Regions from separate parts of the Homo sapiens genome. Here region 2 is linked to region 1. A link is a contact called in ENCODE Hi-C or POLR2A ChIA-PET data. All regions are on one chromosome and are shown on one strand. The core of a region is the stretch at or near the end of the contact, and the rest is flanking DNA. Distances in the headings are between cores, read along the strand shown. Region 1 holds the start of GRK2 (G protein-coupled receptor kinase 2). Region 2 holds the start of TCIRG1 (T cell immune regulator 1, ATPase H+ transporting V0 subunit a3).

Region 1 (4,003 bases), core at 923-3,422:
GAAGCAATGCATTCTGGGGGGAGATTACCCGAACGCAGACAGTTCCAGAAAAGGCCCCGCCTCACAGTTGCAGAACTCCATCCTGCAGGAGGGTCTCGAGGCTGCAGCCACCAAGGAGAGCCGTTTTGAGCCCTAGAGGCTGACTCCCCCGTTTCCTCCCTCGTGGGTTTGTCATTTCTGAACTCATTTCTGTACTAACCGTCACTGCTCCCTGGACAGCCCCCAGCTGACAGTCAGTCTGGTTCCTGTTTTGAGAAATCTGATTGCAAATGTCTTAGAAAAAAAAAGGCCCTAACGGCCTTTTCAAAATGCAGACCAATTTTCCTCTCCCAGGCCTGACGTTCAGTCAATCCAAACACCCAGTGAGCAGGGCATGGCACAGGGGGGCGGTGAGGGCCATGGGCATGGGGCACCCCTGCAGCGTCAGCCAGAGCTTAGACGGCTGCTTCAAAGGCTGAGGGACACCGCAGAGTCACAGCTCTTATTTCACGCCATCCACATTTCACAGATGAGAAGACCGAGGCCCAGTGAGGGAAGAGACTTACCCAGAGTCACAAGATAAGACCACGGCAGTGTGGACAGGCCCCATCCCCAGCCCGCTGGGGCACCAGGAGGAGGCCAACTCTCAGGCATGCACAAGGAGTTGCCACACGACACAAAGAATCGTGGCGGGCACGTCTGCTCCCTGGCACAGGCCAGGGTAGCTGATGAAATGTAGAACCAGAAGTCTGAAGCCCTGATCTGTTGGCCAGGTGCCACCTGGGACTACCTGTGTGACTCGGGGCAGGCCACTCACCTCTGGAGCTTCAGTTTCCCCATCTGTTCCACAGGGACAAAACCACACCTGTCCTCGCCACCCCATGCGCTGCTGAGAGGCTCACACAGTGGAGAGATACTCTATCAGCCATAAAATGCTGGACAAACCGCAGCAATCGTCCACATCCTGTGTACTTTTGCACCTACATCCTGAACAGTCTAAACTTTGATACCAGGTGTGATGTCAGTTGTCTTACAGAGGCGGCAGCTAAGGTCCAGCCATTGCAGGTGTGCTGGGAGGGCCCCTGGTCAACAGCACCCACGGGGCACCATATGCAGGGCCTGCCAGAGGAGAAATGTAGGGGAGAGGGCACAGGGGATGTTTCCCCGACCTGAGCGCGGTCCGAGGGGGAGGGTGCCCGCAGCACCCTAGGTCCTGCTCACCACGCCGCCCTGAAAGCACTCTCGAGCCCAACTCCAGGACAGCGACCCCACCAGAGGGTGGGAGAAGAGTCCGGAAGACTGGCTGTCCCCCAACACCTCACACAAGTGTAGACTGGAGGAGAGACGGGTGGGGGTAGTGGAAACCCTAAAGCGAGTGCCGTGAGCAGGGACAGCAAAAGGGTGGGTGACATCGTCAGGCGAGGTAAATGGTGGCCAGCGGAGGGGAGGGGACCCCACAGGGACCAAGGGCTGCTCCGAGAAGGATGAAGGGGCGCGCCGGGCCCCCGTGGGAGAAGGCGGGAGCCAGGGGCTGACAGCGACTTCGGGGGGCCGGTGGAGCACGATAAGGAAGCAGCAGGGCGGCCAGGGGGACCCGACTGGGTCCGGGGACCGATGGGGCAGAGGAGCTCCGGAGTTGGGGCGCTCCGGGCTCAGGCGCCCAGGGTCTGGGGCTTAGGGTCTGGACCCGCAGGCGCCAAGGCCGGGCTGCTCCGGGCTGGGGGGCCGACAGGGGGTTGCGAGAGCCGGCCCCGGGGGTCCAGGTCGCGGGGTCGAGCATGGGGCCAGGGTCTCGGGGCCGCGGCCGGGGCGCCCGCGGGGTCGGGCCGGGGCCGCGGGCAGCTTCTCCTCACCTGGGCTCGGGCAGCAGGATCTTCTTGCTGGCGCGCGCGGCCGGCGTGGCCTTGCTCTTCTCCATGGCCATCAGGTAGCTCACGTCGGCCAGCACCGCCTCCAGGTCCGCCATCTTGGCGGCGGCGCTGCCTCCTCCCGCCGCCGCCGCCGCCGCCGCCGCTCCTGCTCGCTCGGCGCTCGGCCCGGCCCGGCCGCGGCTCGCTCGGCCTCGGGCGCCGACGCCTCCCGCCTGGCCCTGCTCGGCGCCCGCGGCTCCGCTCGCCGCCGCTCACAGGCGGCGCCGCCCCATGGCGCCGGCTCGGGCCCGGCCCCGGCTCGCGCTCCGCTCCCGCCGGGACTGCAGTCGGGGCGCCGCCGCCGCCGCCGCCCGCGCGCCCGCGCCCCGGAGCCGCCGCCGCCTCCGGCCCCGCCTGCCGCGCACAACGCCAGCGAGCCCGCGAGGGGCCGAGCCGGGCGGGCGACGGCGCCCCCTGGAGGCCGCGCGGAATCTGACCCCGAACCAGACCTGCGACCGCGGGCTCAGACCCTGGCCGTGACCTCGGCCCTCGATGCTGGACGGAGACCCGGGCCTGGAACACGACAGGGACCCGGCACGGAAGACGACCCGAGACCCATTCTCTGACCACAACCTCGGGTCACATCTCTGGATCCCAGGCTCCCCAGTCGGGCCGCAGCCCTGACACCAAACGTGATCACAGGGAACCTGGACGCTCACCAAGACACAGATTCAGACCTCTGAACACCATCCTGGGACTTTCATCTCAGACCCTGGCTATAACCCCGGACTCCCTGACCTTGGACGCAGTCCACGACCTGACACCAGACTCCAAACAGGACCCCAGACTCAAACCTTGGCCCACCACCTCAGACTCTAACCATGACCTCAGATCACAGCCCTGGGTCTCCAACGCCATACCCAGACTGCGACACTCACCTCAGACCCCCAACAGGTCCCCAGATCCAGATTTTGGACCATGACCTCGATCCCATCCTGGTTACTGACCCCAACCTTGATTCTGACCCTAGGCTACTACCATGACCCTGAACTCTAGACTTGGGGTCAGGACTCAGACCTAGATTGGACTGTCAACTCCAGATCACTGTCCTAGACTCAACACCCAGAACTGTGGACACGGACTCAGGACTAGGACGTCTAACCTGGGACCCACACTGGACCCAGAATCCTTAGTAGGTCACCCAGAACCTGGGACCTGACAACTGCAGCGCAGTTACAGGCTTCCCCCATCCCTGATCCCACCCCTCCTACTCTAGAACCAATCCTGGCCGCAGAAGGCCCACTCAGGATCAAGTACCCTGCACCCAACCCCACCCCCCAACCAGCTCATAGACCCAGGTCCCTGGCCAGCACTCTTGGCAGCTCCCTTCCCTGTACCCCATCCCATCCAGATGTTCCTTCAGGATGGTTCCACATGTAGTTACGGTAAAAACTCTCCCAGCCCGGAAGCGCACAGAGGTTTCAGTGCTGCCTGGCAGGGGAAACCCACCCTGCTGAGAGCCCACCCAGAGTGGGGAAAGCCAGGTGTCTCAAGGCAGCATTCCTATCTCAACATGCCCCTCTCTAGAGCCTCTCTTTGCTTTCAAAGTGACAGGACCCTCCTCCCAGCCCTGGGCACATAAAGCTCAAATCTCATTACCATGCTGTGGGCCAGCAGCCAGCATCCTTTTGCAAAGCAAGGCCCCCATCTCTGTGCACCTCTAGGCTACCATCTTGGATCAGCCCCAACAGAACCTGGAACCAGAGCATGTCAGAGCTTGTGAGGTTCTCCTCTCAGTGGGTGGTGAGTCACTCGCCACCCATATACCCATGTCAGAGCCTCAGTTTTCTTTTCCCCAACTGCTCCTTCATTCTCTCCCCTTCTCTAATCTAATTTGTCACCATAGTCTCCTGTCTGGCCTCCTGAGAATCTCCGTGAATCTGTCTACTTCTCAGGGTCCTCATGGCCAGCCACTGCCCTGATGCAGGCCCTGACCAGGGATGCTTTTCCCAAATCTAGATCTGATGGAGTCACTGCCTGCTTGGCACCCAGAAGCAGCTCTCCAGGCCTTCTGGGGCTACTGAGAGTGAGAGACCTAGAGGGGTCTCTAGGACTCACCACACTCTGCCCAAAGCAGATTAGGTGAACAAACTCCTTAATCTGCAAGTCAAGAT
Region 2 (4,003 bases), core at 568-3,067, 770 kb before region 1:
AGCTGCATGTGCTGAGTGGTAGGAGCGGGCATCTCCACCGGGTACCCTGGGGCTAGCCAGGGAGCACTGCTGTGGGGGGGCTGTCCCCTGAGGCCCGGGCCGCCCGGCAGCAGCCGCAGCCTTCCAGGTGTTGAAACCAACAAAAGTGAAACTACAGAATGGCGGGGAAGGGCCCGGGGCCTTGCTCAAGGCCGATGTGGGGTGGGGGCAGGTGCCAGGCCACCTCCAACCCGCCCTGGATGCTGGGGCCCCTCCAGCTCCAAAGCCACTGCTCTCAGGGCCCAGGGCCCCTCTGTGGGAATCAGTTGCTTAGCTCGAAAATTAGGGGGAGGGGACAGGCCTGGTCAGGGCCCCGCCTGCCCAGCCAGTCACTTCCTCCCCTGGGTCTGGTTTACTTAACTCTAAACAGGGAAACGCAGCCCCAGCCCCAGCCTGGGAAAGGAGAGAAGGAGGGAACGAGGGAACACTGAGCAGATGGCCCAAGGCTGCAGGTGGGCAGGGCAGGGGGCAGCGGGGCTGGGTTCCATCCCTAAGGACCAGGCCCGGCCACAGGGCAGAGGGACTTGGAGCCCAGGCTGAGATTGGGTGTGTGACCTTGGGCAAGTCTCTCACCCTCTCTGTGCCTCTACTTCCTCTTTGGGTGAATGGGACGTGGCACCCCTGACAGAGACAGGATCTAGGGAGGTGACAAAAATAACCAGAGCCTCAACTGAATCCCTTCATCCACACGACCTCACACTAATCCCTGGGGGGAGAAACCCTTGGGGAGGGGGTACGGTGCTTTTGTTTCATACAGGACTCCACTGACACTTGGAGAGGTAAAGTCCAATGTTATGTGCCCAGCACAAAGGGTGAGCTCAGAGGAGGGTTGTGTCTGACCTGGCTCCCTTTGGGGCTGTGCTGGCCAAATAAGGAGGTGTGGGGAATCAGCTCTGGGGATCTGGGGAGGGGTCACCCCTGGCTCAGGGCCATCAGGGCTCCCACAGCCACTATGCCGAGGGCTCGAGGGCCGGGCTCCTTCCAGCACTTCCCAGGGGGTGGGGGAACAACCTGTAATGGGCGGGGGGAAAGGTGTGGGGACGTGATCAGCCCCCGTGCCTGGCATGTGAGGCTCCACTGGCTCACCCCCTACCCCTGTCCCCCTTGGTCCCCGCTCTAGCCAGGGTCACCCAGCCACTTTTATGGTGTAAATGAATACGCCTCCATCCTGCGGCCCTGGGGTCCAGGCTCCAGCCCACTCCTCACCCTGTGCCCCTTTCCTGGCCCCTCCAGGAACCCAGCAGGTCTCTCTGCACCTCTGCCCTCCCCTCCAGATGATGGGAAGGCAGTAGGAGAGGGTCTGGCGCCCCCTCCATTCCAAATGGGGTGGGCTCTGGAGTCAAATGACCCAGCTGGTCTCCAGCTCTGACACTTCCTAGTTGTGTGGTCTCAGCTTCCCCATCTGTAGAATGGGTCCCTCCCTCCAAGGAAGCAGCAGCGGGGAAAGCTCCGCGCACACCAGGCCCGGGAACGCTGGGCTGTGTTGGTAAACACCCCATCCTTCTCCTCCTCCCTTGGGGATCCTCCGTGGCCCCCCGCAAGGCCTGACACCCTGCGGGGTGGCGGGCTGAGCTGCATTCACGGAGCCAACTGGGTGGGGCGCCAGGATCTCCTCCCCGGGGCAGGGGGAAGAGGGTGGGCAGGAAATTCTGGGGCTCCGCAGACCCCGGCAGGGGCACTCACCCCGGGTGTGCTGCGCGCCGCGCCTCCGCTGCTGGCTGCCCCGCTCCGCGCACGCCGGGCGGGACTCAGAACTGCACTCCCGCCAGCCCGGGACTAGGCGCCGCTCACTCCTTTCCGGGCAGGCGGGACGACGGGGAGGGGCCAGGGACGCCCCGCCCCCGGCCCAAGGCTCCACTGGAGTCCAGGAAGTCTGGGAGAGGTTGAGCCCAGGCTGTGGCCTGGCGGACGGGTCCTGAGGCGCTTAATCCCGGAGAGGAGGCCTGGAGAAAGGAGCGGATAACAGACCACTGCCAACCGCGCGCGTCTATGCTGGCCCCGATGCAGGGGCAGCTCCGCTCAGGCCCAGCTCAGGATAGGAGATGAGACCCTGCTCTCCTCTCACTTCGAGGCTTGTGCGCCTCTGGCTGATGGGACCCCAACATTCGCAGGCTCATGGGCTTGGGGTCCCCAGGATGCTCCCCCACCTCCGGGACCCCTCCCTTGGGCGGCAGTGAAACCCGCCGGTGCTTACACCTTCCTGCTCTTGACCACCCTGGAGAGGCCCCGCTCTGGCCCTTGGGTGGGTGGCTGCCCCACTCTGGGCCTGCTTCACTGGCAGCAGGACACAGGGCCAGGCCATGCTGCCTTGTTCTGCCCAGCGCCCCGCACCCAGCAGGCCCTGGGAGATACCCTGGGGCCAGAGGCCAGCTGTCAGCTCCACCTGCAGCTGCAGCCGCGGGGGGTAGAGGGGGGTGTCACTGTGACCTTGCTCCAGGTCAGCACCATGGGCGTCATCAGGTCCTAGTGCCTGGAAGCTGGGACTCACGACCGTCCAGCTGCCTGCACTTTGGACAGGCCTGGGGCATTCCCACTGGAGGCCAGGGGCCCTTCAGCTCTGGTGATCCCTAAGCCCCACACAGCGAGCACAGGCCTGTGGGGCTGCGGCAGGGGTGGACAAGTGGAGCCCCAGAGCCGGGCCTGGAAACTGAGTCACAGCCAAGCTCAGCTGTGGTTCCTCAGAAAATTGGGGGACTTGTGGTTGGGCGCCATAGGCCTGTTCTGACAGGGTCGGGGCCTGATACAACCAGACAGCCTGAGTGGGGTCTCAGCAGTAAGTGCCTGGGAGACCACGGTAAGGGAAAGAACCCAGCGGTGAGCTGGAAAGACTGACCCGCTTGGAATAGAAGTATTCAGTGCACAGCTACAGGCTCCATGCCACGCTCTGACGGCGGTTACGTCTGGGAAAAGCTAAACCGGCGGTGCTTCAGGAGTCCTGCGCCTGCCTTGTTTTTGGAAAGAACACCTGTTTTCATCAGTGGCCAAGATGAGCTGCGGGCCAGACCTGTGGACACTTCCCGGGCTCCAGGCTTCCCCTCGCCTCCTGCAGTTACTTCTCACCCCAGTGCCACAGGCTGTGGGGCCCAAGCGGGAGCCTGGCCACTTTGGCATTAGATGGCAATGCCTGGTCTAGGAAGGAGGCCCAGGTGTTAGACCTGAGAAAAGCTCCCTGGGAATGGGCTGGGAGAGGCTGGTGTTTTTGCTGCAGGCCTTCTCAGAGCCTTGAATGTCTACCATGCAGTACCTGCCAGCAGGCACACAGCAGCTGGAGCATTTCCAACACTCACTGGGCCAGGAAACTTGTTCTTTCGAAGAAGTAGCTTTTTACAAAGTAGTGCTTTGTAAAAAGCACTTTTGGAAATGATGGTAGATGGGGGGGGTCAAGGTCTCTGAACTGAGTTTTATTATGGGATGTGCCCTGCATGGCCCTGAGCAAGCCCTTTCACCTCTCGGAGCTGGTTTCCTCACTGCAAATGAAGTGAAATCCTTCCACAGTACTTAGCACAAGTTCAGGGGGGCTGCTTTTGGCCATTATATGGGCAAGGGGCTTGTGTGTGGCCCTAGGGAAACCCCACCGTGTCGCTGGGCCAGCAAAGCAGGAAGTGGTGAGCAGTGGCCGGGCCAGCACCCTGGCGTAGGGAACACAGGAAAGAGGATGTGGCTGGACGCAGGCCAGCTCAGGGCCAGCAGGGCCTGTGTCACCCTCGTGTGACTGTCACCCCAAGCAGGCTTCCTCCTACCCCCAGCAAGGATGCCCCGGCCTGAGTTTCTGCCACTTGCTGTTCTTCAGCCTGAGGTCTTGGGAGGCTCCAAGTCCTAAGCGTCTTACAAGTGGATGGCTCTTGGGAGACAGGAGGCCCAGGCCCCAGCCAGGACACCCGGGAGAGTGGGAACGGCAGGTCTGTGGTGACCTCTGGCATCGCTGGGCCTTGGGGAAGACGCCCAGGAAGAGGCAGGGTGACAG

What was found. A loop is a pair of places that touch in the nucleus more often than their neighbours do. ChIA-PET counts read pairs that join two places held with the same protein, here RNA polymerase II (POLR2A). Pooled maps may share reads with other maps.
Region 2: a loop to region 1 is called in a pooled map, with 4 times the contacts of the local background. The contact joins the promoter of TCIRG1 here to the promoter of GRK2 in region 1. A Hi-C loop is called at or near these places in 1 of 37 single-sample maps with no recorded cell type and 5 of 50 pooled maps. POLR2A ChIA-PET finds 5 or more read pairs at or near these places in 1 of 52 experiments (BJ).

What each region holds. Positions count from the first base shown.
Region 1 is chr11:67,264,642-67,268,644 of GRCh38, reverse strand. It overlaps GRK2 (G protein-coupled receptor kinase 2), which reads right to left and starts at 2,172. Exons shown (of 21, transcript NM_001619.5): 1 at 1,833-2,172. The coding sequence starts at 1,945. RefSeq lists silencers at 214-263, 2,184-2,383 and an enhancer at 604-653.
Region 2 is chr11:68,036,839-68,040,841 of GRCh38, reverse strand. It overlaps TCIRG1 (T cell immune regulator 1, ATPase H+ transporting V0 subunit a3), which reads right to left and starts at 1,817. Exons shown (of 20, transcript NM_006019.4): 1 at 1,723-1,817. RefSeq lists silencers at 1,626-1,705, 1,766-1,945 and an enhancer at 1,837-2,458.